2 separate regions of the Homo sapiens genome follow, and region 2 is linked to region 1. A link is a loop called in an ENCODE intact Hi-C map of the cell type or tissue named here. Cell type or tissue: K562. All regions are shown on one strand. Links, peaks and the distances in the headings refer to the core of each region. The heading gives the core; the rest is flanking DNA. Region 1 holds the start of SLC22A15 (solute carrier family 22 member 15). Region 2 has its middle 38 kb from the start of LINC01649.

Region 1 (15,928 bases), core at 3,775-11,774:
GAAACCCTGTCTCTACTAAAAATACAAAAAAAAAAAAAAAAATTAGCTGGGCATGGTGGCACATGCCTGTAATCCCAGCTACTTGGGAGGCTGAGGCAGAAGAACTGCTTGAACCCAGGAGACGGAGGTTGCAACGAGCTGAGATTGCACCACTGCACTCCAGCCTGGGTGACAGAGAGAGTCCCCCCCCAAAAAATAGATCCTCTATTCTGCAGTCACTTACACAAGGGTCATATGGTCATAGAAAGTCAAAGATGGCTTAGCATTAACTAGCCATGGGGAAGAATCACCTACACATAGAATATGGGGGTGGTTCTCTTTGGTTTGCTATCTTTGGCTGTGACAAATTCACACAGCTCACATAGTATTCCTTTCCCCCCCAAAAAACAAAAATATTCGCTCGTTCTTCTCTCCACTGTTATCTACAACTACCATGCACACATTCACCCACATATTTTTGCCTAATAAAATTGCACCCATCAGCAGATGGGCCTTAAAGCCACAAACAGCAACCACTATCCATTGTCTACCAGAGTGGGAATAACAACATCTCAAATAAATCATTATCTTCTCTAGCTCTACCTCTAGGGAAGGAGAACAAGTGCCACAGATGGCTGGATTTTTTTCCCCCTTTCAATGTAATTATAATTAGAAAAATGACTAAAATGCACTAGGGGATTGAAATTTTTAAAGTTTCAAGAAGTGAAGGTTTTTAAAGTAATTTCATATTAACACCATTAAGAGCTCTTATAATACTTCTCAGGAAACCAAAAAAGTCTCCTATAAATTATCTCATCACAATACCTTGTGCTGTGAAGTCATGGTTCAGTACAATGTTTATTTTTTTAAGTAGGAAAAATGAGATACAGAACGATTAAGTAAATTGTTCAATGTTATATAAAACACTAATTGCAAAACCAGGATGAGAACGAGAACCACTTAACTTTGGGGCCAGAGCTTTTTTCGGAGAAAATAAAGGGAGGGGAGGAATCAAAGATTATTTTATTGTTGCCATTACCTTTAGTTTTTTTATGCATTTAGTACTCAGTTACCTAATTGACTCAATCAAAAGCATTACATAAGCAAGACCATAATCATGAAGACAGGATTATATGCCCAGTGTCCAGCACAAAGTGGGTATTCAATAAATATTTGTTGGTTGACTTACTAATACTAGCTATTTTTTTTTGTGTAAAATTTGAGACACACTAACACACCCGGAGTAACTGGTGCCTCTAAATACTGTTTCTTCCTCATTTTAATCTATCTACATTGGCTGGACTCATGCCAGTAATCCCAGCACTTTGGGAGGCCGAGGCAGGCAGATCACAAGGTCAGGAGATCGAGACCATCCTGGCTAACACAGAGAAACCCCATCTCTAATAAAAATACAAAAATTAGCTGGGCGTGGTGGCAGGCGCCTGTAGTCCCAGCTGCTGGGGAGGCTGAGGCAGGAGAATGGCGTGAACCCGGGAGGCGGAGCTTGCAGTGAGCCGAGATTGCGCCACTGCACTCCAGCCTGGGTGACAGAGCAAGACTCCGTCTCAAAAAAAAAAAAAAAAAAATCTATCTACATTATGACACCAGATCAATCTCCCTGAAACTCCTCATGAAACTCTTCCAGTCAAAACGTATTAATGGATAAATGATAAGTTTTCTAGCATTCCAGATCCTCCACCACATGGTCCAGGTGCTAACTAATCTGCATTCAAGCTTCCTCTACCAGCCTATTCAATTCCCCTAACATGACTTATTCACTGTGTGGTGTGAAAGCAGTGGAATCTGTTATCCAAGTCTGAACCTCAGCTCTAATTAAACCTTGAGCAAATCCAAACCTCTCTGTTTCGTTTTCTTCCAGTTAAGACCAGACGCTAATGGTACATCTTTATCCAAGTCATTAATATCATATTAACCCATCTTCAGTGTCAAGTGGGATTCCTCCATAGTCAACAGTGAATTGCATAGCACTGTACAAATAGCATATATTAGTGCTTCCCAAATTTAATGTGACTCCCTAAGTCTGGGGTGGGGGTAAGAGTCTGCATTTCCAATAAGCTGCAACAACCAACAACCATACTCTGTGTAGCAAGGGCATAAGTTATTCCCTCTTCCACACTTATTCCAGTTTTATGTTTTTCTACCTGAAATGACCTTCCCATTTCTCCCTAAATCCAAGCTTCAAAGTTCAGCTCAAGCTCAGATATCTCTCTGACGGCTTCAACAAATCACTCTAGACCACACCGTCTCCCTTCTTAATTTCCAAAGCATTAGTTGGCTGTATTATTTACGGGGGAAATATTGCTTTGTATCATTATATAATGTGTAGATAATAGTTCAACTCTAATTTTCAATGATTTGTCACCTCCTGAAGGAAAGAAACCCTAATTTATACTGCTATTTCCCTCTAAAGAACCCAACACACTGCTATATACATAAAAGTCTATCTCATATATATATCAAATATGTATAGTCTATCAAATACATTTTTTAACTAACTCCTTGCATAATGGTATAACCAAAAAAAAAGATGAAAAAAAAACTAGTAACTCTGTTAGCTAATTTTTGCTCCAATCACTAATTAAGACTAGGCCAGGTGTGGTGGCTCATGCCTATAATCCCAGCATTTTAGGGAGCCAAGGCAGGAGGATCACTTGAGTCCAGGAGTTCAAGACCAGCCTGGGCAACATAGTGAGACTCCACCTCGATTTAAAAATAAATTTAAAAAAAATTCTGAACAAAGTATTTAATCGCATCTGTTTCTCTCTCTTTTTTTTTTTTTTTTTTGAGATGGAGTCTCGCTCTGTCACGCAGGCTGGAGTACAGTGGCGCGATCTCAGCTCACTGTAACCTCTGCCTCCCGGGTTCAAGCAATTCTCTGCCTCAGCCTCCCGAGTAGCTGGGATTACAGGCACCCGCCACCACACCCAGCTAATTTTTGTATTTTTAGTAGAGACAGGGTTTCACCATCTTGGCCAGGCTGGTCTTGAACTCCTGACATTGTGATCCACCTGTCTCGGCCTGCCAAAGTGCTGGGATTACAGGCATGAGCCACCGCGCCCGGCCTTCTCTCTCTTTTTCAAGTAAAATGGTAACACCACCAGCTGACCATCCCTTCTTCTTCAATGGTTTAATTTTAAAAAAAAAACAAAATTGTAACAAGCACCAAAACTTTGCAACACATTATATTATGCACCTCAGATGATAAAATGGATAAAAAGTAGTCTTTTCCTTCAAGGCACATGCATTCAAATGAGGACAACAAACAGTCATATGTCATGCATCACTCAACAACTGGGAAACGTTCTGAGAAATGTGTCCTTAGGCGAGTCCATCATTGTGCAAACGTCAGAGTGCACTTACACAAACCTAGATCTATAACCTCCCATACACCTAGGCTATATGGCATAGCCTATTCCTCCTAGGCTACAAATCTGTAAGGCATGTTACTATACTGAATATTGTTGGTAACTACAACACAATGGTGAGTATCTGTATTTCTAAACATACCTAACATAGAAAATATACAATAAAAGATTTTTTAAATGGTACACCTGTAAAGGACACTTACCATGAACGGAGCCTGCGGGACTGGAAGTTGCCCTGCGTGAGTCACTGAATGAGGAGTGAATGGATGTGAAGGCCTAGGACACTACAGTAGACTTTGTAAACAATGTACAGTTAGGCTAAATTTATTTTTTTAATTATTTCTCCAATAATAATTAAACTTACTGTAGCTTTTCTACTTTTTAAACTTAAAATGTTTTAACTCTTTGACTCTTTTGTAGTAACAGAGCTAAAAACACAAACACATTATATAGCTGTACAAAAATATTTTCTTTCTTTATATCCTTATTCTATAAGCTTTTTTCTATTTTTAAAAATTTTTTGAACTTATTTGTTAAAACCTAAGACACACACACATTAGCCTAGACCTACACAGAGTCAGGATCAATACCACTGTCTCTGCCTCCACATCTTGTCCCAATGGAAGGTCTTCAGGAAAACAACATCCTGAAGACATGGAACCCTCATCTCCTATCACACCATGCCTTCTTCTGGACTGTCTCCCGAAGAATCTGCCTGAGGCTGGTTTACAGTTAACTTTTTTTTGCAAGTAGAAGGAGTACACTCTAAAATAACAATTAAAAATATAGCACAGGAAATACTAGGCAATAGGAATTTTTCAGCTCCATTATGATCTTATGGGCCCAGTGTCGCATATGTGATTATTGACAGAAACATTGTTATGTGGGGCATGACTGTATATCCAAAGCTGTAAATACAAGGTGGATTGTGATGAATGCTATATTAGCCATACTGGGAATGAAGTTCATGAGAGCACAAAGAATGGAGATGTGAATTCCACCTAGGAGAATCAGGAAAAGGTTGTTAATATGATACTTGAGCAGGTAGTAAAGGCTGCTAAGGAGTTAATGAAAACAAAACTCAGGAAAAGAAATTATTTGGTAAAGCAATAGCCCAATCAGAGTCAGGAAAGTAAAGAATATATCTTTACATAACTGGGAAGAATTATATGGCTAGCTCAGCTTTTCCCTAACTTCAGTCATCTGAGTACCCCTTGCTAGTTTTCACATGCCCATTTTCTGTCTGCTAGTATTTACTCAATAGTCTTCTTTAAAATCAATTCAAATGTTTTAATTTTAGTAAATTAACATAAAATAGAATTTTATATCAATTCAGACATCACTTGGCAGGTGGAACTACAAAAATATGCACAATGTTAGAATGCCAAGTGTTAGCTAGTATGTTTTTATTTAAGGTGGGCCACAGGAGACATTTTCAGGCTAGATTTGGGAGAGGGGTGAAAGTGAAAGAGCAGCTGTTTTTGCATTTTATGCCCAGGTTGGGGCAGGTGCCTTAGTGCCTCACATAGCTTACCACTTATGTGCTGGTCCACCTCATTGGCGTGGCACAGTCACGAGGCTGCAACCACTCCACCTTCCCATGGATCCTCCTTCAGCTGCTCTGACTCCTTGCCCAGGTACATGTTTAATTCTATGATGAAAGGCAGCCACTTCATCAAGGTTGGAGGCAGGGAGAATGACACAGATTCCAGTCACTTCTGATGGGCTCCAGATCATATCTTCCCTTCTCGACTGCCTGTCCTGCAGACTTCAAGCTCCAACATCACACACGAAGACAACAGCCTTACAGGGCCTGCTGAACGAGCTCCCGCAACAGTATACAGTCAAATCTCCATAATGAATGATGCATCGATTATACATATATAATCTTACATAAACACACATACACACACATGTGCGCGTGCACACACACACACACATCTCCATCCTAGGGGTCCTGCTTCTCCAGTAGAACTATGACTGACACAACATTAAACAAATAAGGCAAAATATCTGCATTTATTAAATCTGGAAGCAAGTACATGTGCGTTTGTCATATTACTCTCTGTATTTTTCCATCAGAAATGTCTCATAATTTTAAAAGAAGTTTTAAAAGAAAATGAATAAATACAATAAAACAGAATAATATTAAGTTCCAACTAGATAATGTTTTCTACTGAAGCTCCTCTAATTCTTTCATGCTAGCTCATTCCCTTTGTTAAAACAGAAATATTTGGAAATGTTTTTAGAAGTGCTAACACCAAATGAGACTTTCTCCTTAGATAAACACAACTAAAGAAGGCTCCAGAAGGGCATAACTCTATCACTTATTAAGAGTTAATGCTATTTAATACAATTTCCATATATCTACCATGCAGGCTATTCTGCAGAGAATGCAGAAAGAGATAGGATTAGAAATAACTGATGGATTACATAGAATCAAAAACAAAAGTGAAAAGATATCCCTAGCAAGAGGGCAGAAACATGTCTTCCTCTTGGACATGTTCCCTAACAGAGAAGGTATTTAAGATAGGTGAGGATGAAAAAAACTTTTGAAGTAAAAGGAAACGATGTTTAGAAAATTTACACCAGCTAACCTCTATTTTATCCATGAAGTTGGGACAAAAAGCATCTAGGTAGAACTATATGAATGGAATCAGGAGAAGTCTGGGCTTGAGAAGACTGATAAACAATCAACTGGCAAGAAGTAAAGGTCAGAACAGAAGAAAGAACCAATACCATGGGCTGCGTGGGTTTGTGAACTTGAAAAAGAGGAAGCATAACATATGCAACACAAGAGAACTGAATAGCAAATTATACTATGGCCATATATTGAAATACCATGCTACAGCCACTAAAAAATATGTAGTTGTTCCTTTACATGCATAGCAACGCATTCACAACATTGCTGAGAGACAAAATGCAGTTATGATACACATTTCTGCAAAAAAGATGGATATACAATATTTATATAATAAAGAGTCTGGAAGGCTATACACCAAAATGTGAGCATGCTTTACTTTAGGGTGGTAGAATCACTAGTGATTTGTATTAATTTCTATATTTTCTCTTTTTTCTACAATCACCATATGCCATTTGTTGAGTACTATATGATGTCCCATGAAGGCAGATATCAATTTGCATGAGTGTTTGGTCAAAGAAGTCAGAGAGGAGAGTCCCGAGCTGTGTGCATCTTTGGATTTGAGAGTCTTTTTCTTCTAAGGCAACCTCTAATTGTGGTTATGAACCAAGCTGGTATTCTGAAACCTAGGGTCAACACTGCCCCAAGGCCAATTAATTGTTGGGCATTGGGAAACTCTGAGAAATCCTAAACTTGCAAAACAAATTAAACTTTCGTGATCCAGCCATTTCCAAGTGCACAGTAGAGACTGATGGGTCATTTGCCTAATAACAATTGCCTAATAATGCCATCTTGCAGCAGAGTAGCACAACATTCAAGCCTAGTGTTCTTTCTGCCATATTCACATTGCCTGTCCTCGTGACTTTAATGACTATTTTTGTGCTATCTTGGAAGATAATACCTTCACTGTCAAGGCACAAGTCAAACAGCCAGGGATGGCCTTGGAAGGCATTCGGCTGGGGGTTTGGGTGCTGCAGAGGTATCAGTCTAGTTGCTTTCCATGGAATGTCCTAATTCTTGAGACATCCAGGCTCAAAGGAGCTCCTTAACCCTTCTGGAGGCCTCCTGTATCTCTACAGCCTCCCTGGAGGAAAATCTGTCTAATAGATCAACAACTTTATCTGCTTTACACTAGGGGGCAGTGTCTGTCTATGGACAACAACAGTTTTCCTGAGGGTGTGGGGGCCAGTGTGGGTTTGGTTTCTTTGACCAAACCACTGTGTTTGTCTCTTTGCCCCACCCACCTAAACTGGTGAAAGGCAAAAGTTCCCAGATCACCATAAACCCTCAGGAGACCCAACCTCCAGGCCACTGTGTGAGGGCTAATTGAAATAAAATTTGACAGTAGGAGCTGCATAAAACTTGCTCAAACTGACAGAGAGCCCTGGTAAATGGCCACATGTTTTGGACTCATGAAAGGGTCTTAGTAAGACCATAGGTTCTCATCATGGCTGAAGCCTCAGTGATGGTGAGAACATCCTGGGGATGACAGTTAGTCTTTTATAACTGAACAAGAGCTTCACTAATGCTTATGGTGTGAACTTCATCACTTGCTTATGCCAGGGAGGTTAGAAGAACCAGCTATGATCTCAGCCATATCTCATCAGACCTAAGAATTTCCTGTGGAGGGACATGGTGCCACGTATAAGCAGATAGGGAAGGTAAGCTGTGATAGCATTCTACATGAAGTTTAACAAAACAGGCTGAATAAAACTCACTCTACCCCACCCTCCTGTGTTTAAAGGACCACAATTCACAGCCATAATTGATCAAAGGAATATTGATTTTTAAAAAAGAATGAACCATTATTCTCATACAGCAAACTATAGTATTCTCTCTTAGATATGCATATCTTCTTCCCTTTACCATCTTTTCACTTAAAAATATTTAATATGGAAAAGCAAAAAATAAGATTCATGAAACTACTATCACAATTAACAAATGATAACAGATGCAATCTCCTTTGTACCCTCCCCTAAGCCCACCCCTTCCCTTCCTTCCCAAGAGGCAACCAATCTCATGAATTGGGTGTGGATCTTTCTACTCCATGTTCTTATATTTCTATACTGTTTATATATATTTATGAAACAAATATAGCATTGGTTTGTGTGTTTTTAAAATTTGTATTAAGAATATGTGTCACATAGTATACACTGTTCTGCTTTTTTTTCACTTAACATTGTGTTTTAGAAATTCCTCCATATAGTCATATATAGATCTAGTTCATTTATTTCAGACGTTGTATTCTATTAAATTTATACCACATCTTATCCAGTCTTGTTTTGAAAGTCAGGTGGTTCTAACTTTTGTTATAATAGACAGTGTTGCAGTAAACATCTTACACATATCTCCCTATGCACGTGCTCAAGGGACAATGTGGGATGTGTACCTAGGAGTTCAATGCTAGGTTTTAATTCTACTAGATGGTGCCAAATTGTTCTCTAAATGGGGTATAGTTTCTATTTATCATTTCATCACACTTGTACTGTTAGATTGTTTAATGTTTGCTAATATAGCAAGTGTGAAATGGTATTTCATATCCATTTTAATATGCCTGTCCCAGATGACCACTGAAGTTAAAACATCTTTTCGTGTGTTGACTATTACAGTTTCCTCTTCTGCAATCATTCTACTTTCTAAAATGCTGAGAAAAGCTATTTATTGCATGGATAATATTAATGCACTGGTCATTCCAGGATCTAAAAAATAAGGTTATTAAGTATATATATATACTTAATATATATATAAAAATAATGCATTCCTGAACACCAGAATCTAAGATGAGATTCATAGCACAGCATCACAATTTTGCTGGTGAATGCTTGTTATAGATTACATGTTCCTGATAGTAAATGGGGGCTTTAAATTCTGTGCAAATTATAATATAATGTACGATTCATGATTTTGAGGAAAATGACAAAGCAGGAGCCTCTGGCTTAGAACAAAGAAGTAACGTCCATTTTCATTGCATGTCTAAAGGAATCAAGAAACAATGAATTGTATTCCAACCCTCCTCCTCCAGAGAGCCTAGACAACAAGCAAACACATACACAAACACAAAATAGTGACGATGGCAGCAACTCGGAATCACCATCAGAAGAGAAACAGTAATATGCTAAATAGAATTATTCCTATTTAAATATCGCAGATAGCTCTGATCCTAGGGAGAGCAAGTACATTTTGATGGTAAGAATGTTTCTAACTGTAAAGCTTATTGTTTATTCATAAGTCAACCATTTTTACATAGGCAATCTTTTTCCCTTCACTTTTTGTTTATGTACATTAATACCACATATCACCATTTTCAGGGCATTTGCATCTTACGCTGAGGAAAAATCTGCAAAATCTGCATCTGTTCTTTAGTTATCTCAAAGTTGAATGCTATTGAGATTCCAAAAATTGTGTTTGCAAGGAGTATGAGGGCAAGTCTCCTAGCCAAAGGAAACTGGATAGTGAAGTAACTTTTGATGATCTACATGATGGTACCAATAATTCAAGAAAACAGTTAACCAAAAACCCTTTAGAATTGGCTTTGCTATGTGGTTTTGTCCTCTTAGTTTGAACATAGATGTGTTTGGGGTAAAGGGAAAATCATTTTTAAAAATAATAATAATGGTCCCAGAAGAAGGAAAATGTTAAAAGGCCTGTAAAATTTCCACCTCTGTCCTTCTGGTTTTGTGCCTCTCAGCTGGGGTTAATCATTATCAAATCGCAGATGGGGAGAAGGCTCCCACTGAAGCAGAGGCTCCCTCTCTCTGGCCTTGTTGCTGTGTTGTTGGTCTGCCCCTTCCTTGGGCAATGGTACGAAAACTCCTTTGATTTTAAAAGCAGAAAAACCCCCTTTCATTTAAGGCAACTGTGTAAAAAGGGCTTCTTACTCTGCTGGGGGAAGCAAAACCTCATCCCCAAGAATGATGAAATCACCTGTGATACAACTGAGCAATGGGACTCCACAGTACTCCCACTCCACAGACCAGCTGCCGTAATACAAAACATCTCCAACAACAGACTTGGTAGAGAGGTCTTTGGGGATATCCACTCTCATACCCAGGGTAGCTCTGGGTGGCTCTACAACCCCCTGGATCATGTATCTCAATGGGGTAACTGAGTCCTTAAAAACACGTAGCATGTGAAGGATTCACTTTTGCCTAGGCTGGCATCTCCTCCACTGGTATAAGCACAGCTACAGGGCATCTTCCCACCCACATCTATAAGATAAACAATCAGTCACTCATCCCCAACACTCTAAGACCTGGTCCTTGTACCGCAAATACTGACCATAAATCATCCAAGGTTTAGTGAACGGTCATAGGCATGGGCTTGGAACTTTTTGATAGCAAACTCTAACTAACTGGGTCAACCATAAATAAAAGTAAGTTAGAGAAACTTAACAGGTCCTAAACCGAGAACACTGGCCTTTTTAGAACCTCACTCTACTGAAGACAAACTTACTCCAAGTTAGTGGATACTTGGCTAGGCAAATAAGAAAATGATAACAGGAAGTGAAGGGTAGGGATAGAGGGATGGGGAGCTGGGATTGTTCAAGAAAGGATGTATGTTCCTGGAATTCATGGCTGGAACAGAAAAAAAGGGTTTTCTCAAAGAAACTGTTATAAATAAAGATCAGGCATCATGGTTGCAATTCTTCTTTCTCGGTATTAAATACTCTTATCATTTAGCTTGAACGTTTTTTCTCCCTGGGGAAAGCTTGTTTAAAGCTAAAACAACGAGCTTAAAAGAACTTCAGAATACCACATATTCGTGAGCTGAGAACTGTTCGGCTAGAAAAAGAACTGACTCCATCATTTGAACCGTTTCTGGCTGATGATGAAATCAACTGAACTTCCAAACATTTTAATCAATAAGTCAACCCCTACCTTCCCCCATCTTCCTGTTGAGCCACTGTCTTATGCAAGCTTTAAGCAACTTGTGGACTGGTGGCTATATCCATGACCACTCTGTACTTCCTGCAGAATAACTATCATCACATGCTAACTAAATTACTTAACTGTCTGCCTGCCCCACCCGCAGCCACTGGAATGCAAGCTCCTGAGGGCAGTCAATGATTTGTCCACCATGGCATCCCTATGTTCAGCACATCCTAGCCCGTATTAAACCTGATGACTGAAGGAAAGAGTAAAATGGCTGGCTCACAGCAAATACTAAGAAAGGATTTGTGAATGAAATGCCTCTGGCATATTGAGAGAAGCGACTAATGTCAAATGAGCCATTTAAGTTGGTGAAGGACTAATCCTTGCCTGGCGCAGTTAATCTGTAGTGACCTTTCGCATATGGAATCGATATTTTGAGGCTGGGGTGTACAAGTAGGTTCTGAGAATTCTTTATAATGAAGAAGTGATTCCATTTGATAACCACACATGGTAGATGGCACTATTCGGCTCACGGGAGTCTCAGCCCAAGGCTGGCGCAGGGCCGAATGAGCCAGCAGAACTTAAACCAGAGGGAAATAAATCCTATGCTTTGAAAGCCCCTAGAAGAGTAAGCCCCCTCAAGCCCAGGAAAAGAGGCAGAGGACACCCGGCGCAGAGGGAGGCGATCCTAGACACAACCTTTTGTCTGCAGATTATCAAGACTGTGTCCTAGATTCCAAGGTGACAGTGCCACAGGTAGGGTAACAATTCCCTTCATATTTGCAGCGTGTTATAGGCAACAGCGTAGGGCAGGTAACACAATTTTGCATCCCTCCTTAACCAGCATAGCGGCTGAGAAACCTCCCCCAACACGCTCCTTCCACCACTCAAGGTGGCGGGGTGGAGGGCCCAGCAGAACCCAAGAGGCTCTGAGGCCGGCCGGCGACCTTGACGCTGCCGGCCGGGCCCAGGCCACCGCGCGGCGCCTCGCCCCTGCCCCACCCCGACGCTCGCCACACCTCGGTGTTTGCAGAGCCTCGGCCTCGGCCCCGGCCCCGGCGGTCTGGGAGCGGACGCCTAGCCCTGCGCCGGGCGGCCCTGAAGAGGGAAATGCGGCTGCGGGGCCGCGGGGACTTACCTGCAGCAGCACGGCCAGCAGGAAGCACAAGTACATCTGGTAGATGCCCATCTCCCCCACCGCCTGGAACGCCTCCTCCACCTCCATGGCGGGCCGCGCGCAGGAACCCCGCCACCCCACCGCCCTCTCAGGCGCTGCCCTCCCGCCCAGCGCGGCAACCCCTGGGCGCCCGGCACCGGCTTGGACCCGCCGGGGCGGGGATGGAAGCGCTGGCGGCGGGGCCGGGGCGGGCCGGGCCGGGGCGGGGCGCCTGCGCGGGCGGCGGGGCTGTCAGGCTCGAGAGGTGGACGCCGGGCGGGGAGCGGGGAGCGCAGCCGGGCTACGCGGGGCGAGGGGCGAGGAGGGCGTTCGAGATCCGGGGCTGGATGCCCTGGACCCGGGCCTCTGGACTTCCTGTTTAAAAAAAAAATGGTGTTTTGGTGTACGTTTTGTTTTGAGAGGGACCGCTGTCTGCGCCTTAAAGTGAGGAAAGAGGAAGTGGGCCGGGCTGAGGGCCTGAGAAGAAACATCGGGACCGCGTCCGCGTGTGACCCAGGGCTCTGCCTACAGGGGACCCGCAGCTGGCGGGCGGCCTGGCGGCTCTCAGCAATGCCTGTCGTTTTGCCCAAACCAGTTTAATGCGGGGGCTTGGGGAGCCCTAGAGCCTTCAGAGAAAAGTGCTGTCTGTGCAGCATTTCTTTCCAGTCCTATTCTGTGCTAGCCATGGGTTAAGTACACTGGTAGGCAAGCAAATTCTTGTAAAACCGTCGGATACATTTGCTTATAGAAGTATGCACGAGGTACAAAGGAAGTGCAAAAGACGAAGGGGCAGGATGTGATGGCTGCCAAGGTATTTAAAGGATAAACGGCAGTTTGTCAGGTGGAAATTAAAAAAAAAAAGCGTGGCAGGGCCAAGGGACGCTGGACACCTGCGTTAGTCCCCTCATGCCTCCACCTCCTAACCTCATTTGCCTTTTTGTTTATTATGTGTTGTCTTTTTAACAGCTGCATAGTATTCCATTGTCTAGACCATGACTTCTAGTTTAACATTGAATAGAAATGGCGACCAGCTAGTGTCCTTGACCTGCCAGTATCCTTCTTATGCTTCCAAAATTTTCCGTTAATTGTGATGTCTGTTGCAGCGTATTGGTAGCTAGGCTTTACTGGTCAGCTGCTTTCTTTTTTTAGCAATTAAATGAATGCTCACTGTAATTGAATTTATCAGTGGGTTGGAAACTGTAAACTCTATAAACTCTTAAGATTTTTTTCTCTCTCTTACTTAAGGAAACGTTTTCTGTATAAGTACTATTAATAGTTTAAAAAGTTTCCTTCTTTGGCTGTTTCCTACGAATCCTCATTATTAATAAATGCTGAAGTTTAATAAGTGCTTTTTGCATTTATTGACATGATCCTATTGTTTTTCTTCTTGAATCTGATAATCGGGTACATTATGGTAATAGTTTTTTTGATATTGAACTTTACTGGAATAAATCCTATTAATACTTGCTCACGATATTGCTATTTATTGCCAAATTTAATTTGCTAGTGTTTTGTCTAGGGACTTTACATCTGTGACTAGCGAACTAGGCCTATAATTTTCTTTTCTTCCTGATGCTTATGTCTAGATTTGGCAGTAAGATTTTATAGTGCTTTCATAACATGAGTGTGAGTGTTTGGTAAAACTCTCCTGCAACCATCTAGACTTAGCTTGTTTTGCAGGGGGAGCCTCTTTATTACAGATTTATAGATAATGGGTAAAGATAAATAGGTGTGTATAACTAGATATATTCGTATGTCTTTGCATTTCTTCTTGAACCACTTTTTTTCTAGAAATGTTTCTATTTTATCTAGTTTAGAAATTGTTTTTGGAATAAACTAGTTCATATTGTTTTCTTGGGATTTTTAAAAATAAGGGTCTAACTGTTTATGTCCCATTTTTCATTCTGAATAGTGTTCATCTTTATTGTTCCAATCTTATCAGTCTTGCCAGAGGTTTGTCTACTTTATTATTTTTTAAAAAGTTTTGTGAATTTTTTTATTTCATTGATTATATGAATTCTTTCCTTTTTTTTTTTTTACTTTTGTTACTTTGTAATTCTTTTACTAGCCACATGACTTGAAGTTTAGCTTCTTTGCTTTTAATATTTCTTTTTGAAGAATAATTATGTGTGGCTGGGCTCAGTGGCTCACGCCTGTAATCCCAGCACTTTGGGAGGCCAAAGCTGGTGGATCACCTGAGGTTAGGAGTTCAAGTCCAGCCTGGCAAACATGGTGAAACTCCGTCTCTACTAAAAATACAAAAATTAGCCGGACGTGGTGGCACAGGCCTATAGTCCCAGCTACTCAGGAGGCTGAGGCAGGAGAATCACTTGAACCTGGGAGAAGGAGGTTGCAGTGAGCTGAGATTGTGCCATTACACTCCAACCTGGGCAACAGAGCAAGACTCTGTCTCAGAAATAAATAAATAAATAAAATAATTATATTTAAGGTTGTACTTACCTTTCTATAGGACTTTGCTCCATCCGACAAGTTTTGTCATGTGGTACTTTTGTTGTCTTTACTTTTAAATATTTCATGACATTGTCATTTCTTCTTTAACCAATGAGCTATTTTTAGTGCATTTTTTGTTTCCAATTAAAGGTTGCTATTTTTTTTACCATCTTTTTAGTGTTGTTTATAATTTATATGCTTTGTAGACAGAGATTATATTAAATCTTGGAAATTGTTTTAATTTTTTGTGACCTAATATGTGATTTTTCTCTTTTTATTCTTTTTTTTTTTTTTTTGACAGTATCTTTCTCTGTCACCCAGGCTGCAGTGCAGTGGCTTGATCACATCTCACTGCAGCCTTAATCTCCCCAGCTCAGGTGATCCTTCCACCTCAGCCTCCCAGGTAGGTAGAACTATAGGCAGACACCACCATGGCTCATTTTTATTTTTTGTAGAAATGGGGTTTTGCCATGTTGCACAAGTTGATCTCAAACTCCTGACCTCAAGTGATCCACCCGCCTCAGCCTCTCAGAGTGCTGGGATTACAGGTGTAAGTCACCATGCCCAGCCCGTAGCCTTTTTTTTTTTTCAATGTTCCACGTGTATTGAAATAACATATATTCTCCACTTGTTGTGTGCAAGATTCTCTAACTATTAATCAAACTTGTTGATCTAATTTTATTTAAGTAGTCTATATTATTACTTAATTTTTCTGTGCTGAATGTATCAGTTTTTAATATATCAAAATTTTCCAAAATTAATATCATTTTTGAGTTTATCAAGTTCTCTTTTTGTCTCTGTGTGCTCATAAAGGTACTAGTTGAATCTTTTTTATCGTGATGAAATAGCTCTTTTTAGTGCTTTTGGTCTTTTTTACTTTGTCTCATATCAATATTGTTGCATCACCTTTTCTGTTGTTTGTATTTTCCTTGTAATCTTTTTATTCTTATATAGTCTTTTTATGTTCATCCTGTAAGTTTCTTTCTGCTTAAGGCATATGTCTTAGTCTATTTTGGCTCCTATAACAAAATACCTTAGACTGGGTAATTCATAAACAACAGAAATTTATTGCTCACAGTTCTGGAGGCTGGGCAGTCTAAAATCAAGGCACCGGTAGATTTGGTGTCTGATGAAGGACTGCTTTCTGCTTCAAAGATGTCACCTTCTTGTCGCATCTTTACAGTAGGAGGACAAGAGAGCTCTCCAGAGTCTTTTATGGGAGCATTAATCCCATTCATGAGGATGGAGCCCTCATGATTTAATCACTTCTCAAGGGCCCTACTTTTTAATACTATCACATTTGGTATTAGGTTCCAACACTAATTTAGGGGGACACTGCTGTCATTTGAATGTTTCCCCTCCAAAATTCAGATGTTCTCAATGCAAGAGTATTGGGAGGTGTGCAGTGACCCTAGCCAGTGAGAAGTGAAGTGGGGACTGCTGC
Region 2 (15,928 bases), core at 4,577-12,576, 100 kb after region 1:
TAGACTCATACATAGTCATACATAACAGTTTAAAAAATGAAAAGAAAACATTTTGTATACACCAGATTTTAAATATGGATAGTAACAGGTAACCAGCAGAAAAACCAAAATTGGCTCCAGAACACCAATGTGTCAAAATCCCACATTGGAGAACCACTGAATCGAAGGCCAATAAAAAGGACAGTGCTGAAAGATTCTGGCTAGGGAACAGCTTAGAAATTCAGGGAACCTATGGGGATATGCTCTGATGATTCCAGGCTGTTATCTGACAAGTGTGTCAGGAGAAATCACCCAAAGTGGTAAAGTTCCACACAGCGTAAACCTTCAAGAGAATGGACTTTGACAGTCAACCTCATGTGGCCTGTATCCCTGAATTGTGGGTGTGACTGCACAGTTTGCTTAGACTAAACCTCCTTTGCCATTACTAAGTTCATGAAGAAAATGAAAGTCAAGATTCTTAACAGAAGAAGAGCTAAAGCTTGTAGTTCAAAGAAGAGAGATTCAAGAATTGCATAATGGACCCATGTTGATGGGTACAGAGAGCTGGAGCAGGGGGCAAATCTCATAGATCTTGGGGCAAACAATATACAAGAGGAAAGGAGCATAGTGTGTCCCAGGCTGGAGAGAGGAGGTGATGGTAACATCAGGCTTACCAAGGGTTGGAGGTGTAGAATGGGAAGACTGCAGGAAAACCTAGGGACTATCTAGTCCTAGTCATTTGTGCTGTGGACAGAGCTCTGAGTTATTAAAGAATTTTTCCAAAGTCACACAGCCAGAGAGTTGCTGAGCCAGAACTATAACGCCATGCTCTTACCCTCATTCCAGGCTATCTGTGCCAAGTAGAAAGAGCAGTGGTAACTCTGGCAGTGCAATATTAGTCATTTAAATAAAATATAAAATTAATATCCCTGGAGCCTAAATTCTAAATAGATTTTTTATCTATAAGAGACAAGAAGAAAGGCTAAAATTTTTAGATATACACAGGTCTGGGAATTAAAAATGGGCAGCTTTCCAAAAAGTTAGATATTATAATAGATATTAAGCATTTTCCTTTTGCCCATTCATTCTTTTTTTTTTTTTTTTTTTTTTTTTTGAGACAGAGTCTCACTCTGTCACCCAGGCTGGAGTGTAGTGGTGTGATCTTGGCTCACTGCAACCTCTGCCTCCCAGGTTCAAGTGATTCTCCTGCCTCAGCCTCTCAAGTAGTTGGGATTACAGACATGCACCACCATGCCAGGCTCATTTTTTTGTATTTTCAGTAGAGACAGGGTTTCACCATGTTGGCCAGGCTGGTCTCGAACTCCTGACCTCAAGTCATCAGCTCGCCTCGGCCTCCCAAAGTGCTGGGATTACAGGCATCAGCCACCACGCCTAGCCTCATTCATAAATATTTATATGAACTTTTGGTTCTAGGCAAGAACAAGTAAGCACACTCAGCCATATCTCTCCTGGTAACTACAATTAAAAACTCTGGATCAACACACATAATCCAACTATCAAAAGGCTCTGAAAAGTGGATGAAAGCAGTCAGAGTGGGTAAGGATAACTGGACTCCAAGCATGATTTGGTGGTGATTTCTCTAAAGACATTTTTCTTGTGTCTTTGTGTCTTTTTTTTTTTTTGACCTCTCATAGATTTTGTTCTGGGTACTGAAGCAGCCTGAAATCTGGACACAGACAGAAATAAGCCCTTAGGAAGCCAGAGTCTCTGGAAAGGGAGGACCCCATCGGTCTAAATCCTTTTGTCTTTATCGGCCCTACTCCAGGCAAACACCAGCAAAGAATTGGTTCCCCCTGCTACTCTCACTGGTAGCTGAGGTGGTCCCTGAGGGGCAGAGTCCTGTTGAGTCTCTCTGCCCTACACCAGGCAAATGCCAGCAAGAGGCAGAGCTTCTTCCCTTCCTCACCAGTACAGCAGACCCTATAGGTAGGATAATGCCTCAGCTTTCTAGCCAGACATCAGGAAGGGGAAACCCTAAAGGCCAGAGACTGCAGGATAGAGTGGGGAATTATGAAGAAGGTGCTGGAGAAAAGGATCCTTTAAAGCTGTGTATAAGAAAGTGTTGAGCTTACTCCTGAACTGAGCATGTGTGAAGCTGAGCGGAATTAGCACAGTAAGGACTTTAAGCGCTGAACTATGGAGTAGACCATTGCCCAGGTTTCAGACGGGCAGCTGGGTGATGTATAGGCAGAGTGGACCAGAACATCACTGTAAATGCTTTAGAAAGTTGGCCAGGTTGTGAGTCTAAACCTGAGTTGCCCGACTGATTTTAAAAACAAGTCAATGCTTTTCAGAAGATTTAAATAGGACTCAGGGTTTTATCACATTACATTCAAAATGTCCTAGATACAACCCCAAATTATTTGATATGCAAAGGACTATGAAAACTTAAACAAGTGTCAAGAGAAAGGGCAATCAACAGAAGCCAGCATGGAGCTACTTAAACATTGAAATAGTCAGATAAAGACTTTAAAGGAGCTATTATAATTATGCATTAATAAGCAAAGTAAATATTTTTTAAATAAATGGAAAGAAGTTCTCAGCAAAGAAATAAAAGCTATATAAAAGAACAAAATGGAAATTTTAGAATTGAAAAATTCACTGAAGAGACTCAATAGCAAATTGGAGATATCATCAAATTATACCTCACACCATATACAAAACTTGACTCAAAATGGATCATAGAATGAAATGTAAAACTATAAAACTCATCAAAGGAAATATTTTAAAAATTTTGGGTTAAGCAAAGAGTCTTTAGATATAAGAAGACAATCCATAAAAGAAATATGGCAAAATTTGACTTCGTAGGAATAAAAAAGCCTTTATTACTCTACAAAATATACTGTTTTTTGTTTTGTTTTGTTTTGTTTTGTTTTTGAGACGGAGTCTCGCTCTCGCACAGACTGGAGTGCAGTGGCACTATCTCTGCTCACTGCAAGCTCTGCCTCCCGGGTTCACGCCATTCTCCTGCCTCAGCCTCCAGACCAGCTGGGACTACAGGCGCCCACCACCACTTTTTTGTATTTTAGTAGAGACAGGGTTTCACTGTGTTAGCAAGGATGGTCTCGATCTCCTGACCTCGTGATCCACCCGCCTTGGCCTCCCAAAGTGCTGGGATTACAGGAGTGAGCCACCGCGTCCGGCCTCAAAATTAATTTACTGTTAAAGCAATAAAAAGACAGGTTATAAGCAAGGAGAAAATATTTATAATCACATATCAAATGAAGGACTTGTATCCAGAATATATAAAGAACTCAAAATTCAGTGATTAGAAGCAACCTATTTTAAAATAGCCAAAAGATTTTGACAGACACTTCACCAAAGAAGATATATGGATAGCAAATATAATGCTTAAGATTAATAAAATTAATAAGATGAATGAAAAGATGCTTAAATATAATCAATTAGTGAAATGCAAATTAAATGACAATTTTAAGTGCTGGTGAGAATGTAAATCAACAAAAACTCTTCTATACTGCTGACAGGAAAGTGAAATGGTACAGCCATTCTGGAAAATTGCTTGGGAGTTTTTTATAAAGTTTGATGTACATTTACCAGATGACCCAGCAATCCCACTTTTAGGTATTTATCCTAGAGAAATAAAAACATGTTTACACAAAAATCTGTGCACAAGTGTTTATAGCAGCATTATTCATAATCACCAAAACACAGGAAACAACCAAATTAGCATTAATGTCTGAATGGATAAACAAACCGTGTTCCATTTATGCAAGGGAATACAACTTAGCAATAAAAATGATTAATTACAAATACAGACAATAACATAGGTGAATCTCAAATGCATTATGCTGAGTGAAATCTCAGTATCTAAATGTTACAGATTTATTCCATTTAGGAATCATTTTGGAAAAGGCAAAAGCAGACAGATCTGTGGTTTCCAGGAGTTAGGAATACAGAAAGGGTTTAACTAAAAAAAGGCAGCTGGAGGGAAATCTTTGGGATATTCAAATTGTTCTCTATCCTGACTGTGATGCTGGCTATAGGAATCTATGCATGTGTGAAAATTTATAGACGTGTACATAAAAAAGTGAATTTCACTCTTTGTAATTTTTATAACTAAAGAAATGATTAGGCCGGGCACACTGGCTCATGCCTGTAATCCCAGCACTTTGGGAGGCCGAGGCGGCTGGATCATCTGAGGTCAGAAGTTCGAGACCAGCCTGGCCAACATGGTGAAACCCCGACTCTACTAAAAATACAAAACTTAGCTGTAAGTGGTGGCGGGTGCCTGTAATCCCAGCTACTCGAGAGGCTGAGGCAGAAGAATCACTTGAACCTGGGAAGTGGAGGTTGCAGTGAGCTGAGATCATGCCACTGCACTTCAGCCTAGGAAACAGAGTGAGACTGTCTCAAGAGAAAAAAAAAATGTTTACAGTGTTCCTATTATGTACCATAAACTCTAAAAATAAAAAGATGATTTAATGCTTGAAAGGGGATTTAAACTCTGTAATGTAAAAATGTAACTTTTAAGATTTCCTTGAGTCTAATTTTCATTTCCAAATGGCCTCTCTTTCTAACAGATTTATTCTAAGACTTTCTATATCTGCTGGCAAGGGAAAAGAAGGATGTTACTTGTGATGCTAATGGGAGTAAGAAGTAGGTGAGGACTCTAGAAAAGGTGTTTGATTGGAACATTTAAAAATATCTCTTTCACCCAAGGTTGGTGCTGAGAACTAACTTGACATCACTGAGCAGATGCTCTGTGAGTAGATACAGCTGGGTCGACACACCATCCTGCCCCAGAGCAACAGGGGCAGAGTTTCCTAATCCTGCAGTTGCTGACCACCCTGCATATTAAGTAAAAATAATATTCTTTTTTTTTTTTTTTTGGAGACAGAGTCTCGCTCTGTCACCCAGGCTGGAGTGCAGTGGCACCATCTCAGCTCACTGCAGCCTCTGCCTCCCAGGTTCAAGTGATTCTCATGCCTCAGCCTCCATGGTAGCTGGTATTACAGGCACCTGCCACCACACCAGACTAATTTTTGTATTTTTAGTAGAGATGAGGTTTCACCATGTTGGCCAAGCTGGTCTCGAACTCCTGACCTCAGGTGATCAGCCCGCCTCAGCCTCCCAAAGTGCTCGGATTACAGGCATGAGCCACTGCACCTGGCCAAGATTCTTTATGTCTAGAATGACCAAAAGGGGACAGATTGGTGGTACTGACCAGCTGTAAGAGAATAGATGGATATAAAATAACTGAGTAATAACGAATTTATGGAACTTAATACCCTAGTATACATTCCTTTCTATCAAAGGTGCTCAGACTCCAGGGCAGAACTCCATGAAGAAAAGTTTCCTACGTGGAAACCCAGGTGGGGCCAGGTGGGCTGAAAACAGAATGTCTTGCTTTCACTTAGAGTCAGACCAACTCATTCACCAAGAAAAATTCGCTTGGAAAATACAGGTGTGCTGTCCAAACAACGCACAAACAGTCCCTTCCCTCCCAAAACGAGGGGAAGCAAAGTCCCAAATGACCAAAGAGATTAACACTGCTGTAATTATTTTCATTTCAAAAAGGGCTCACTTAAAATATTTACTTCGGCAGTTCCTTCAAGTGTGGACCACCTCTGGGGCATTTAGATTTCCTTCATAAATCATTAATCACTGAGTCAGGGCTTGCAGAGAGGGAGAGTTATGGAGTTCTTGCCAATTGAAGATCAATAGAAGTAAAGGTAAATCATCTTGGAAATGATGATGTGAGCCAATGGGGGAGATGTGATTGTGATTTACGCCCAGTGCTTCAGGAAATGCGTCTTTAGAAAGAAGGGAGCCGTCCCTAGAGTGTGGAGGTGGGAGACTGCTCTTCCCAAAGCCGACTGGGGGTGCCACAGAGAATTGGGAATGTGCCCATGTGTCCTCTCTCCACTGGAAAGGCCTGAGACTGGACATGGCAGGTACCAGGGAAACTCAATCCATCCTGCCTTCTGGGCTGCACTTGCTCATTACAAAAGGCTGCAATTTCATTTCAGATAGGCAGTGTAAAACCTGTTGTCATATTTTATGAGATGATGTTAACTCTGCTATGAAATTATACCCTGAGAATACCCCAGAGCCAGCTCAGTACATATAAATAGCCATTTATCAGATGCAACCCATAATCTTCCCGCTGCTGTGACCCATTCTGTAATTTTCCCTCAGCTGACAAGCTACAAATGAAGAGTGTACTTAGATTTCAGTTATGAGGTTTAAAATATGGATGTGGATATAAAAAGCTAAGTCCTTCAAGAAGAAACCAGGGAATTTTCCCATTAAATTCTGAGGACTTTCGTCCATCTCCTTTATAATCATGTAAGAATCCCATGATCCCTGCATTGACCTCCCACACAATCTTTTATCCACTGATTCCCTGTCGTGCCTCTGTCACGTGCTTTCCTAACTGGCCCATTGCCCCTTTATGTGTCATCCCTCTCCCATCACCAACACAGGCACTTCTTTTCTACATGCTTATAAAACATGTGTGTAAGCTGAGAACCACATTATGTTTGTGGACATGATGATGTGAGCTTTAACCACTGAAACTTTTTTTTTTTTTTTCACAAAAAACATGTCATGAACTATTACTATGTGCCAAACACTACATAGTACACATCTTACACATATACTTTCATTTTATATACATTTGGCCCTCTGTATCTGCGGGATGGATGTCCGAGGATTCAACCAACCTCAAAAAGAAAATATTCAGAAAAATATATAAAAAATACAATATCACGATAAAAAATAATACAAATTTTAAAATCTAGTATAACAACTATTTGCATAGCATTCACATTCTATTAGATATTATAAGTAATCTAGAGATGATTTAAAGTACACAGAAGGATTTATGTAGGTTACATGCAAATACTACCATGTTTGATATCAGGGACTTGAGCGTTCTCAGATTTTAGTATCCACAGGTTGTCCTGGAACCTATCCCCCCGCAAATACTGAGGGACAACTGTTTGAAGAAACTGTGGTTCACAACAAACTAAGATCATGAGCAGTTAACAGTTTGAACCAGGATTTGAATCTAGACTATTAGTTTCCTGTGGTTGCTGTAACAAATAATCAAAAACTGGGTGGCTTATAAAAACAGGGGTGTATTCTCTCACAGCTCTGGAGGCCAGAGGTCCAAAATCAAGGTGTTGGCAGGGCTGCACTCCTTCCAGAGTCTCTAGGGGAGAATCCATTCCTTGCCTCTCCCAGCTTCTGGTGATTGTTAACATCTTTCAGCCTGTGGCCACGTCTCTCTCTGCTCTGTCTTCTCTGTGTGTGTGTGTCTCTCTCAAAACTCCCTTTACCTCAGTCCCATGAGGACACATGCTACACTGTATTTAGGGTCCATCTGGATAATCCAAGGTAAGTGCCTTCTTTCAAGATATTTTACTTAATCACATTTATTTGCCATGTAAGGTAGCATTCACAAGTTCCAGGGATTTGAAGTGGATATCTTTTGGGGAGCTGTTTTTCAGCCTACAACAGCCTCTAAAGCCATCAAAGTCCCAATGGGTCCCCATCACCAATCATGCATAAGAAATCTTTAGACTGTGGGGAACTAGAGGTAGGGGCTGCCTAATTCGTGAAATGCAAGTTGCACCTTTGCCAATCTCCACTTACATGAAGTTTCCAGGGACCGAAAATTCACAAATTCATTTTGTTTAAATCACGAAAAAAACCAAGATACTTGAATATAATAATAATCACCTTAATACAGGTCAGTTTACCAGATTAACCCTAGTCACTCACAGCCCTGCAGAAGCAAGACAAAGACAAGCCAAGTCTGATGGACAAGATGAGCTATTCACACTTTTTTCAGGTACGTTATGCTGACATAAACAATGGCTTTGAAATGCCCCTTGAGCTATTTTTTTTTTTTTTTTTTTTTTGAGGCTTTATCTGCTAGCCACTGGAACATCTGGATGAAAAAATGCAGTACTTAATTATATGTAAGTTTTATTGATGTAACAACTTTGATATGCTTGATTATTCACAGAAGTTATGCAGTGATCTCTTTATATGTTGAAATTGTTTGCCCAATTGGCACTTCTTGACCCATTTGTTTGTTGTCTCCATGACCTCATGGCTGGGAACTCTCCAAAATATTCTGTTTCTTCCTGGAAAGACCTTTTCATAACCTTTTAAAAATGTTTATTTTAAAAGGAATTTTATGTCAAGATTAAAAAAATTTTTTTGAAAGAATAATAAAACCCACCCATAATCCCACCTGCCTAGCAAACAAGAGTTTTCATGAGTAGCGTCTTCTAACCTTAATGAACATCACAGTGCTACTCCATCAACACTTGAGACTGTATGCAAAAGAAAAACAGGAACTATTTGGTTTTCAGTTGTGAGGCATAGAACTATTACATGATTTGACTAAAGCATGTAGGCACCCCCACAACAGTCTTATGAATAAATAGACACTCATCATGCCCCAGTACCTGAACATGTTAACAGATGTTATAAAATCAGTAGGCAATAGCCTGGCAAATTCAAAATTACTGGAAATTTTCATTGTGATTCATTGGTGGACCAGTGCTAGAACTTTATCATAAGCAATCAGACTAGGTCCTTGTGGAGATTTTGGATTTTCCCATGCAAAATGCTCGTTTTTGGTTTCTCATCAACTTTCCAGCCATCTCTTTCTACCATCTGTTGAGCCCAAGGAATGCACACTTTCTTTTAGAACCACTAGTAAATACTAGGGAAACACTAACATGGAATATAGCTCAAATCCAAATGATTTTTTTTGGTTCTGTTTTTTTTTTTTGTTGTTTGTTTGTTTGTTTTTGAGATGGAGTCTTGCTCTGTTGCCCAGGCTGGAGTGCAGTGGCATGATCTCAGCTCACGGCAACCTCTGCTTGCCGGGTTCAGGCAATTCTCCTCCCTCAGCCTCCCGAGTAGCTGGGACTACAGGTGTGTGCCACCATGCCTGGCTAATTTTTTGTATTTTTGGTAGAGGCGGGGTTTCACCATGCTGGCCAGGCTGGTCTCGAAATTCTGACCTCATGATCCGCCCGCCTCGGCCTCCCAAAGTGCTGAGATTACAGGCGTGAGCCACTGTGCCCGGCCCCAAATGATTGTTTAATACTTTATTAAGGATTGTCTTGAGAACATGAATGAAGATAATGATGAGTTAACTGCAGGGAAAAAAATGTAAGGTTGGTGAAATCTGCTTAGTTGATCCTAATATTTCATCCTTTCTATTTCCTGAAATACAACCCCCACCATACACTCCTGTGGTACTCTCATGGTACACTTGGCTGTCACAAAGAAGACTGGCAGCTCACAACTTAAATTGGTTGTGAAGACTTCAAAGAGGAACTCCCCCCAGGACTCTCTGGGGAGCCAGGAGGGGGCACTCAAGGGATGATTCATGAATGGTAGCGTTGGATCCTATGACAAAAGAAGTGGTTTTATAAGATTGGGATAGGGGTAGCTGCTTTCCTTGGTACCTCAACCCTCAAATCACACTATAGAGGTGACTCCTTCCTTTGTTTAAGTAAAAACTAGATCTCCTTGTTGGAATCACTGTGCTTGTGTGTGTGTGTGTGTGTCTGTGTGTGTGTGTGCATATGTGTGTGTGTGTGCATGTAAGTGCATGTGTATGCAGGCCGAAAAAAAGAGGCTGAGGTCAGGCGCAGTGGCTCATGCCTGTAATCCCAGCACTTTGGGAGGCCTAGGTGGGAGGATTGCTGAGCCCAGGAGTTCGAGACCAGCCTGGGCAACATAACGGGACCCCATCTCAAAAAATAAAAGTAAAAGAAGCTGAAAAGCAGAATATAAGTAAATCCATAAATAATTGTACTGAAGGAAATTACCATCAAATAAGTCTTGTAGTAAATACAATTAAAAGAAAGTTGCTTTATTTCCCTGTTTTTATTCGTGAAGCTGAGCAAGACAGAATGTTTAATGGAAAATAGACTGGACTAAACAGGCAACAATTTCCCTGTAGGTCAGAGAAGCCTGTTTCTCCTTAAGTCTCCTAACACCTCTTATACCTCTCTCTACTTCTTTCAGATATTTGAAGTTCTTTGTACTACAAATATCTGTTAAGAAAGGAAAGAACACTTAATGATTATGATTTATTTGTGTCTCTATTATAGCAACTGTTGATTTACCCCCTGTATTAGTTGTCTCTGGGTCAGACAACCCCTCTCTATTAATAAACTTCTTGAGGTCAGATAGCATTCTTTCTCATTTTTCAGTCTCTCACAGCACACAGTGCTCCTCCTTTCATGTGGCAGGTACTCAGTAAATGTTTCTTGATTTATGAATAGTATCCCTTTAAATACTTGAAGGCTGCTATCAGTTTTCCCCAAGCCTCTTCAGGCTAAAAATTCCAAATTCTCCACTGCTCGGTGTACAATAAACACCCTTCTTTTAACACCTTGTGCATGTCAGAGGACTGCCCCCAACCCTGGCACTTTGGTCCCCTAGACAGAGTTAAATGATCAACGTGAGGTTGTTTTATCCAGCCCCGTATTCCTTGACCGCCCCAATTACCTCAGCACCTGGGGACTCAAGAAAGCTGGTGGAGACCAAAAATCCTGTGCTTTCACAGGAACTTTGGTTAATCAGGTCTCTCTCACCCTATCCTTGTGGAGACTAAATGTTTAAAACTGAATTCAGAGCTTCACATTTATTTCTGTTAAAATTCATTTTGTGATAGTTTCATCCCCGTTCTCCAAACTGTAATGACCTTTCTGTATTGCAATTATCTCACTAGGTATCAATCCCAGCTATGTGACATCTGAAAATGGTCCAACAAGCACTACACACGTCCAGGTAAAAGAATATGAAAAAGTATTAGGCAAGAGAGGATAAAGTATTAGGCTGGAACACGTAAAACTACCATTTTTATAGGTCAAAAGTGCTCACATATCACCAGTATTTAATGCTGCAGCCTAAGGTATTGTTCCAGGACTTCCAAAATGGCAGGGAGGCTTCACTTGAACTTCTCTTCCTGCGACTGCTTAAACGAGTGCTACTGTGCCTCACTGCAGCCTGTGCAGACTGCATTTCCTCCTGTTGTCATGAAAGGCATGTTGATGCTCATTATCCATTGCTTTGCTGAAAGCCTCTCAGAGTCAAGGGGAAGAGCAAAAGCTCCAGAGCCAGCCTGCCTGTTGAGCTCTGGCTCTGTTACACTGGCTGTGTGACCTCTGGCAAGTTCATTGACTCCCCTGTGCCTCTGTTTTCTCATCTGGAAATAGAGATAATGGTAGTACTGTTGCTGAATTTTACTCCTTAGTTCAGCTAAAACCTGGCTTCTTGTCACACAACCAGGAAAACTTAGGCACGTGGACACATCAAAGGGTGTGTAGAGCAGGATTGTATTGGGTGAAAGGTGAAAAATGAAAAAGAGGCCAGGCGCAGTGGCTCACGACTGTAACCCCAACACTTTGGGAGGCCTAGACGGGCGGATCACTTGAGGTAAGGAATTCGAGACTAGCCTGCCCAACATGGCGAAACCCCGTCTCTACTAAAAATACAAAAAATTAGCCGGGCATGGTGGCAGGCGCCTGTAATCCCAGCTACTTGGGAGGCTGAGGCAGGAGAATCGCTTGAACCCAGGAGGCGGAGGTTGCAGTGAGCTGAGATCACGCCACTGCACTCCAGCCCGGGTGACAAGAACGAAACTCCATCTCAAAAAAAAAAAGAAAAGAAAAAAAAGATCTCAGCAATGTGTGATGGACCCCTGCTAACAGGCCCTCTACCTCACTGATTGATTCCCAGGTCACCGCAGGAGCTGAAGAGAGCAGGCTCTTCCCATGCATAATGTGTGAATTTCCTGTGGCTCCACCCACTTCCCCCAGTGCACACGCCAGGGTCTAGTCAGCTGTGTGCATGCACAGACAAGCCCTGGGCATCTAGCCCTCATCTGCACAAAAGCATCTGATGTAAACACTTTTGAAGCCGGTCAGAGATTCTCTGGGACTCCTTTTTATCTGCCTAGGATTTGACTGTCTCAGGACCTGCCTCACAGGATTCTTTGAGGCCTGAAGAAATGGAGTGCTTGGAGACACGCTGGCAGGTGGTGCTCAGTATATTATTAGTATAACATTTTTCCCTGGAAAATCAGGCTGAGTGCAGGGCTTTTCACTCCTTTATTCCATCAAGTATTCATAAACTACCTAATTTAATTAAATCAACCCAGAATTTTCCCGGGTATCAGCATCAAGCTCACAGGGTGGCAGATTCTGAAATATGTATTTCCCCACGTTAAAAATAAGCACACTGGTCCTTCTCTCAGCTTTCAGGCAGGTTCTTGTGCCCTTTCACCCAAGGTTGAGGTAAGGGTTTCCCAATCACATCTGCACATTTTTCATCCAGCAGCAGATTTGAGCCCATGAAAAACAAGGAGGGGGCTCTTAGTATTTATTCAACTAGTTAGTGCTCAAATTCTTTCCTAGCCAATATGATGGTATCCATTATCATTAGAAAATCATTTTCCTTGATAGAGAAAATTAAAAAAAATTATGAAATGAATTGTTCTGCCTTCTTTGTGCTGCTGTTAACACTAAATTGACAAATGGCCATATGCTTCCTTGTCTTTCCAGCACCAAGCATAGCTAAAAAGCTTTTTCAATTGTCGTTGGCATGCTTCACAAAACCTTGCCTAGTTCTGACCTTTACCATGCAGGAATAATACCTACTTGTGTCATTCTGTGTTAGCCCTCAGCTCAGTGTTCTTCATTCACCTACGCAGATCCTTTAAATACCTGAGATCATCTGGGAGCTCCCTCTATGGACACACTGTTTCCCATTTTTCTCTCTTATCACGATAATTTATGACTAAAGAGTTAGAATTTCTGTTTAGAACCTGCCATTCCTCTTAAGTCACTCGGTCTTTTTGAAATCAGACTACATGGTCACAGCTATTTTTTCTCCAAACTTTTTTGAATTCTATTTTCTTAAAACCTAAATTAGATGTTAGCACTTCAACAAACATTTTCTTCCTATACTATAATATGATGGTCCCTTGTATATGACATTGCTGTCAATTTCTCATCTTTCTTCCCAGTTCCTCAGTTTTGGTCAGTGGAGAGCAAACTGGTCAGTGGAGAGTAACTGTCCTTCATTGCATCTTTCAACTTCTGAGAGATTGAATCACTGGCAAGGAAAGTCAAGAATTTATTAAATATCATGGGGCTTTTTGAAGGCAGGCAGAATGAGACTCCTATTAATCATTTTAAGTAAGCTTTTTAAAAGTTATAATATATGTACAGAAAAGGTCCGAAATCATAAGTGTAGAGCTAGAGCTCAATCTATTTACTTAGTTATTTATTTATTTTTGCAACAAGGTCTCACTGTCATCCAGGCTGGAGTGCAGTGATGCCATCTTGACTCACTTCAGCTTCAACCTCCCGAGCTCAAGTGATCCTCCCACCTCAACCTCCTGAGTAGCTGAGACTACAGGTGCGCTCCACCTTGCCTGTCAAATTTTTGTATATTTTTTGTAGAGATGGGTTTCACCATGTTGCCCAGGCTGATCTCCAACTCCTGGCCTCAAGCGATTCACCCATCTTGACCTCCCAGAGTGCTGGAGTTACAGGCACGAGCCACTGCATCCTGCAAGCTCAGTGAATTTCTGTGAAGTGAACACACACATCTAACTACCTAATTACAAAACCTATCAGCTCCACGGAAACTTTCCTCTTGCCTCATAAATTAGTTTTAATGGAATTATAATCTGTACTGGGAAGGTAACAATTACCATAATAGGAGTAACCATTTCTTGAGAACTTAACTATGTGCCAAGCACTGTGCTAAACAATTTATATGTATATAAGCTCCACAGCTCTGTGAGGTGGGTCTCGTTATTTTCCCCATTTTAAAGATAAGAAACTGAAGCTGGGAGGAAATAGGGGGATACTGGTTAACGTCAGAGACCATAAGTCTGTGAGATCTATTGCAGAGCAGGGTGACTACAGCTAACAATATATTGTTTATTTCAAACTTGCTAAGAGAATAAATTTCAAATGTCTCACCATGAAAAATAATGTCAGGTAATAGATATGTTAATTAGATTGATTTAATCATCCCACATTGTATATCAAAACATCACATTATACCCCATAAACATATACAATTATCTTTCTATTAAAATAATATTAATTTTAAAATAATAAATTAAAAAACACAAAGAAATCACTCTCACAAAAAGGCTCTGGCTGTTGAATGGTATATAGTGGCTGCCTCAGCTACTGGGAACATGAAAATTGTTTCCCACGATCCAGTAAATTTTATAAAAGCCATAATATGTAACAATAACAGAATGGGAGCAAGAAAATTGTTTCTACATATATTATGAGACAGGAATGAACACTAGTTTTCAACCGGAAATGTCCATGACTCAGAATGTCCTGTTTCCTGGGAGTTCTAGCTAACTTAAATGTTACTGTGATCATTTGTACTTGCTGACCACATAGTGTGACGTGGCATAAGGGGGTGTTCAATAGATCTTGCTTGAAAGCTGAAAAGAACACGAAACTGAAGCCTAGAGAGGTTAGATTACTTGCCCAACATCACTAGCTGGAATTCAAACTCAGGTCTAGCTAATTCCGGAGACTGCATTCTTAACCATTATAATAGACACATGGTCCACAGCTTCCACTTGGCTGGCCAGGCCGTAGATCAGGGCTTCTCAACTTCCACACTATTGACATTTGGGGCTGAAAGTTTCTTTGGGGCTGTCTTCTGCATTTTAGGACGTTTATCAGCCTTCCTAGCGTCAACCCACTAGATGCCAGAAGCATCTTCATCTCCAACCAGTCATGATGTCAGAGGTGCTTGAGCCAGAGCGACTCCATCTTGAATAGGGGCTGGGTGAAATAAGGCTGAGACCTGCTGGGGTGCATTCCCAGTAGGTTAGGCATTCTTAGTCACAGCATGAGATAGGAGGTTGGCACAAAATACAGGTCATAAGGACCTTGCTGATAAAAACAGCAAGAAAGAAGCTGGCAAAAACTCACCAAAACCAAGATCCCAAAGAAAGTGACTGCTGGTCATTCTCATTGCTCATTATATGCTAATTCTAATACATTAGCATGTTAAAAGACACTTTCATCAGCACCATGACAGTTTACAAACATCATGGCAACATCCAGAGTTACCCTATATGGTCTAAAAAGGGGAGGAACCCCCAGTTCTGGGAATTGCCCACCACTTTCCTGAAAAACTCATGAATAATCCACCCCTTGCTTAGCATACAATAAAGAAGAAACTGTAAGTATACTCAGTTGAGCAGCCCATGCTGCTGCTCTGCCTATAGAGTAGCCATTTTTTTTTTTTTTGAAATGGAGTCTTGCTCTGTTGCCCAGGCTGGAGTGCAGTGGTGTGATCTTGGCTCACCGCAACCTCTGTTTCCTGGGTTAAAGCGATTCTCCTGCCTCGGCCTCCCAAGTAGCTGGGATTACAGGCGTGCGCCACTGCGGCCAGCTAATTTTCATATTTTTAGTAGAGACAGGGTTTCACCATGTTGGCCAGGCTGGTCTCGAACTCCTGACCTCAGGTGATCCACCCGCCTCGGCCTCCCAAAGTGCTGGGATTACAGGCGTGAGTCACAGCGCCCAGTCTGCCATTCTTTTATTCCTTTACTTTCTTAATAAACCTTGCTTTCACTTCACTCTGTGGACTCGCCCTGAATTCTTTCTTGTGCAAGGTCCAATAACCCTCTCTTGGGGTCTGGATCAGGACCCCTTTCTGGTAACAATGATAACCAAAAACATCTCCAGACATTGCCACATGTTTCATGAGGGGTACAACTGCCCCTAGTTGAGAAGCGCTAGTATAGACAGTCCCATACTTTCACGCCTCCCTTCTCCCTCCTCATTCATTAGCTGAGTCCATCCTCAGTCAAATGGATACTAAGATAGGTGTGCACCTTTCTGACAGCCGGTGCTATTCCAAAACCCTAGGA

The links. Hi-C counts contacts between places; a loop is a spot of excess contacts. Peaks named below come from ENCODE experiments on the same cell type or tissue, not always from the same donor. Only the 100,000 strongest peaks of a DNase experiment are listed, where the experiment ranks them.
Region 2: a loop joins it to region 1, with 2.0 times the contacts of the local background. A loop is called at or near these places in 2 of 110 quality-filtered maps.

Annotation. Positions count from the first base shown.
Region 1 is chr1:115,972,802-115,988,729 of GRCh38, reverse strand. SLC22A15 (solute carrier family 22 member 15) reads right to left here and starts at 12,217. Exons shown (of 12, transcript NM_018420.3): 1 at 12,016-12,217. The coding sequence starts at 12,102. It overlaps LOC101928977 (a long non-coding RNA gene), which reads left to right and starts at 11,454. Exons shown (of 5, transcript NR_125970.1): 1 at 11,454-11,633. RefSeq lists silencers at 50-211, 11,831-12,080, 12,141-12,370. In K562, for the core only: a CTCF peak has its summit at 7,151 (motif pointing right); a DNase peak (open chromatin) is centred at 7,159; H3K4me3 peaks cover 189 bases; H3K27me3 peaks cover 984 bases.
Region 2 is chr1:115,873,595-115,889,522 of GRCh38, reverse strand. No RefSeq gene overlaps it. Among named protein-coding and RNA genes, the nearest start is that of LINC01649, 38 kb to the left of the region's middle. RefSeq lists an enhancer at 9,083-9,622. In K562, for the core only: a CTCF peak has its summit at 9,352 (motif pointing right); no DNase peak of the experiment used is centred there; H3K27me3 peaks cover 1,414 bases.